2 separate regions of the Homo sapiens genome follow, and region 2 is linked to region 1. Evidence: read pairs that join two places in POLR2A ChIA-PET (ENCODE). Cell type or tissue: HCT116. All regions are shown on one strand.

The links. Peaks named below come from ENCODE experiments on the same cell type or tissue, not always from the same donor. Only the 100,000 strongest peaks of a DNase experiment are listed, where the experiment ranks them.
Region 2: POLR2A ChIA-PET joins it to region 1 with 5 read pairs; 2 of 35 experiments call an interaction of 5 or more read pairs at or near these places.

Annotation. Positions count from the first base shown.
Region 1 is chr15:82,947,798-82,950,297 of GRCh38, reverse strand. All of the region lies in intron 1 of HOMER2 (homer scaffold protein 2), which reads left to right. Among named protein-coding and RNA genes, the nearest start is that of HOMER2, 3.7 kb to the left of the region's middle. In HCT116, no CTCF peak of the experiment used is centred here; no DNase peak of the experiment used is centred here.
Region 2 is chr15:82,529,615-82,532,114 of GRCh38, reverse strand. It overlaps the pseudogene DNM1P38. Among named protein-coding and RNA genes, the nearest start is that of RPS17, 9.6 kb to the left of the region's middle. In HCT116, a CTCF peak has its summit at 1,177 (motif pointing right); a DNase peak (open chromatin) is centred at 1,374; H3K4me3 peaks cover 364 bases; H3K27ac peaks cover 542 bases.

The DNA of each region.
Region 1 (2,500 bases):
CTTCTCTTCTGCGAAGTGTTCTGTGTTAAGTGTGGCCTCTCCAGTGAGTTTGTGTTCTTACTCCCTAAGGCAACTATTTCATACCTATTCCCCTTTCCAGACCTCTCCCCTTCCTAGGCACACCCCGTGGCTTCCCTTTCAATTGACAAGATAGGCACCTTTGACCAAGGGAATGTCTTCATTTTGCCACCACCTAGTCTAGTATGCAGCTGCTGCTACCTTCTCCTACCTGCCTGCTGTGCTGGATGACCTGTCCCTCATCTCTTCCTACTAGGGGCCCCTTCTTCTGGGGTAGCCTCCATTCCATCCCTTCCTCCTCCCATCTTTTCAGAGATTGTCTCTCCTTCCTAACCACCTTTCTCTCCGGGGTCTTCTCCATCAGTATAGGAGCATACATCTGACCAACAGAACTTTCTGCACTGCTGGAAATGTTCTGTATCTGCGTGGCAGCCACCAGCACATGTGGTTATTGGACACTTGAAATGTGGTTGTTGAGACTGAGGACCTGAATTTTTAACTTAATCTAAATTTAAATAGCCACATGTAGCTAGTGGCCACCATATTGGATAGCATAGCTTTAGTTGCTCTCATCTTAAAAAGGAGATCTCCCTCCCTCCTACATCCCTCTCCTGTTTCACTTCTTTGCTCTTCTTCACCTGAAAACACCTCAGAAGATACATCCAAACCCACTGGCTCCATTCACTTTCTCCTGCCATTTGTTCACTCTCCATACTCTACAGTCTTGCTTCTGCCTCACCTCTGCACCAAAACTGCCAGGGTCTTGGGTGACCAGGGGGTTGCCAGATCTCAGCCTCACCTCACTTCACCTCTCTCAGCAGCATTCCTAACAAATGACCACTCCCTCTCCTCAAAACAACACCCCTCTCAGCTCCTCTGGCCCCACTGTTTCCTGCTTTTCTTCTTACTCCTAATCATGGGGTTGCCCAGGGACTGGTCCTGGTTCCTTTTCTCTGTCCACACTGTCTTCCTAGGTAATACTGTCCCACCTGCAACTCCTCCCCACCCTCCCATGGCTTCAAATGCCATCGATATGCCCATGATGCCCACACTTTAATTTCTAGCTCAGATCTTTCTTGGAGCTTCTGACTCTCGTCAATACATGGAGCTCTTGATATGCCTTCCAGCTCTCACCTGCCTTCCGTCTTCCCCATCCAAGTCAGTGGCCCTACCATGCACTCATTTGCCAAGAGTCATGTTTGAGTCCTCTTCCCAACCTCTCACATGCAGGCTATCAGTTTGTCCTGTGCATTCTACTTCCGGGATATATCTGGAGTGCATTCACCTCACCCCATAGCCATAGTTCCCACTCTAGCCACCATCACCTCTTTCCTAACAGGCCCCCCAGTATCCACTCTGGGTTGTCTGCAGTCCATTTTTCACACAGAAGCCTAAGTGACCAGCTTTTAAAATCATAAATCAGATCATGTCATTCCCCTTTTTAAATACCTCCCACTGACCAGGCGCTGGGCGCAGCTCCCCCTGCCATGCTGCTGTGCCCCTCACTGTGTTCTGCTAACATAGATCTCCTTTCCTTTTCTTGCCTTACCTGAGATCCTTGCACTTGCTGTTTCCCCTGCCTGGAATTCTCTTACCTTCCTCTTTCCTTTCAGACTTTGGCCTCAGGGTCACCCCTTCAGGGTCTTTCCTGCCATCCTGTCTAGAGCACCCACCTCCAGAACTATCTAACCCAGCCCCTTTTCTTTTTTCTTTTGTTGAGACAGAGTCTCCCTCTGTCACCCAGGCAGGAGTGCAGTGGCACGGTCTCTGCTCACTGCAACCTCTGCCTCCCAGGTTCAAGCGATTCTCATGCCTCAGCTTCCTGAGTAGCTGGTATTATAGGCATGTGCCATCACACCCAGCTAATTCTTTTTTTTTTTTTTTTTTTTGAGATGGAGTCTCTGTCTGTCGCCCAGGCTGGAGTGCAGTGGCGCGATCTTGGCTCACTGCAAGCTCCGCCTCCCGGGTTCACGCCATTCTCCTGCCTCAGCCTCCCGAATAGCTGGGACTACAGGCGCCCGCCACCACGCCCAGCTAATTTTTTGTATTTTTAGTAGAGACGGGGTTTCATCGTGTTAGCCAGGATGATCTCAATCTCCTGACCTCATGATTCGCCTGCCCCGGCCTCCCAAAGTGCTGGGATTACAGGCATCAGCCACCATGCCCGGCCACACCCAGCTAATTCTTTTGTATTTTTAGTAGAGATGGGGTTTTACCATGTTGGCCTGGCTGGTCTTGAACCCTTGGCCTCAAATGATCTGCCCACCTCAGCCTCCCAAAGTGCTGGGCCCCAGCCCTACCTTTGTTTCCTATAATTGCTCACCACAGCATGCCAGTAAGCATGCAGGTGTTATTTACTTATTTATAATCCGTCTTCCCCCAGTAGCATCCCAAAAGGATAGGACCTTATCTTTTTCACCAGTGTATTCCAACACCTAGCACAGTGCCTGGCACCAAATAGGCCTCCAGTAAATAATTTTTA
Region 2 (2,500 bases), 420 kb after region 1:
GCCTGGTGGCTGTTGCTTGGGGCTCCCCAAGGCGAGGGGTGGCCCTGGGCCAGTGGGTTGGAAGACAGGGTGACCAGAGAAAAGGGAAGCCTGACGGGGCTGAGCATTGGTCTGAACTGTGGGTGCACTGCCTGGATGCCATGGGAGAGGCGTGTGTGGGGTGGGGAGGGCCGCTGCAGCCCCCAGGCACTACCTGTGAAGCTCCGGCTTCCCCCTCCATCCTCCTCCCCTTTCCCTTCCAGCCCCTTTTCCAGGAACCTTACTACACACCCGCACCTGTGCCCTCCCGTCCCCAGCCCTCCCACAGCTGCTGTGTCACTCCCATGCTCTGCACTTGCCTCACCAGCAATCCGCTTGCTTTTCTCTCTCCTGTTTTCTCTCTGCTTTCTCTCCACTTGCCAGCTGATCGGGTCAGGCAAGTCCATCCCGTCCTGAGAGCCCCAGGCCCCACTTTGACCTCTAAACAGATCCCTCCTCTACTTGGAGACTTCCCTTTCCAAGCCTGCCTGAGCAGGTGTACTATGACTTGACAGTGGCTCTCCAGCCCCAAAGCCAGCCCTCTTCATCTGTGACTTAGTCTGTTGTAGTGGTGAGCTGACACATCCAGGTGTGACCGTTGCTGAAAACTTGTGCCCCCTCTGTGGTATGCCCCTGCCCTGTTCTATAAATAGCTATATATATATATGCAGTTACACATGGCCGACCGCCTCGCCTCTAGCACTAAGAATAAGTCCCTGTGCTGTCCTTTTGGAGTCTTGTGGTCCAGCAAGAGAAAGCTGTCCCCTGACATCGCCCCTCCAAAGTGTGCCACCTCCAGTGAGACTCCCTGTCATGCCCAGCCTGTGGACAGCCAGCCCCCGCCATCCCTCCCACCCTCCACCAAGCATGGGGGTGCTGTGCAGGCAGCCATGTGGCCTGACAGTCTCTACCAGTCCTGCTGTCCCTCGGCTGAGAATCAAACCCATTTCCGGATGACGGAGAATGTGTCCTCTGCTGGCTGTGTTCTCTGTGGAGCTCAGGGGAGGGGAAAGGCCAAGCCATGTTTAGGTGCTGTTGGGAGCAAGTGAAAAGACCACATCCTTTCCAAGGGACACTTTTCCTGGAAAGTCCCTGGAGCTTAGCTGGCTTTTATCCTGTGAAGCCAGCTCCGGCCACTAGGGGTCAGGGTCATGATCTCAGCCTGGAGGGAGACTGAGGGGCAGCCGGCATTCTGGAGGGACAGACAGAACAGGCCACCCAGTGCAGACAGGAGAAGGAGGCAAGGGGACGGAAGGGAAGATGCCTGGGGTGGATGGAAGTCAGTGCCCTTGGGTGCTGGTATCTGACTTCCCGGCCACTGCTAGATCAGGCTTCTGAGCCTGTTGGCTGTCAGGGCCGTACTGTGCTCCATAGGTGCTATGGCAGTCCCCATGAAATCCACCAGGTGTCACCAGGCAGCATACAGGTAACAGGCCTGGAAGGTCCCCAACAGCCCAGCTGGACATGCTCAGACACTCTGGGGCTCCTCATTCAGTGGGACAAACTCCAGGACCCAGTGAAGGAAACGGGAACACACCAGGCTGAGCAGTATGGCTAAATCCATTTATTCCAAAATGAAAAGCAAAATAAACAGGAGTCGCATCACCAAGGGAGCCACGACCCCATCCCCGCCTCCTTCCTATGTCCTATGCTAGCAATAAATACGTTTCCCAGATGCAAATAATTATTAGATCCTCCTCCCTATATGCCAGCTCCAACCTCCACTAGGTACGATACAGGGGCAGCCCCACTCCCCAGAATATACAAAATGTTACGCAGATACAATATATACACTGGGGAAGGGGGGGTCACCCCAGCAGCCCATGCCCTTGCCTGGTCTACTGTTAGCCCCACTGTCCTGCCTCAGCTGCCTCTCTGAATAAGAAGATGGGAGCTCCCCTGAGGGAAAAGTTGCTTTGGCAAGAGTAGAGAGGCCATCAGGCCTACTCCAAACAAACCAACTCCACCAGCCTCTGGCTCTTAAATAACAAGCATCATCGTCCAGAAATTTAAGGACTCAGCCCTGGTCAAGGTGGCAAAGGGTCTGTCTCCCCCCATTAGACAGGGGTCTTGCTACCCTAAAGGTAAAGAGGTGACTGGGAAGGGGTGGTAGGGACATGGTGGGGGCGGAGAGTCCAGACCCACTTCTCCAGGCTTATGCTGGAAGGGGCCTGCTTTTATTTATTTTTATTTATATCCCGTGACTTTTTTTAATCCCATAACTTCTTTTCCATAACTTTTTAAATAACTTTTCATACAATTTTTTCTACTTTTTTTGACACACTTTTCCACATTTTTTATCCCGTAACTCTTTCATCCCATAACTTTGTTTGTTCTTTTAATAAACACACTTACATAGTTACAATTTTGTAACAATAAAAACAGATTATCTCATGCCAAGCATGCCCATTATTTGCATGCTATAGTATTTAATACTGTAGTTTTCAAGACACACGAAATTTTAAGGCAAAAACAGCACTTT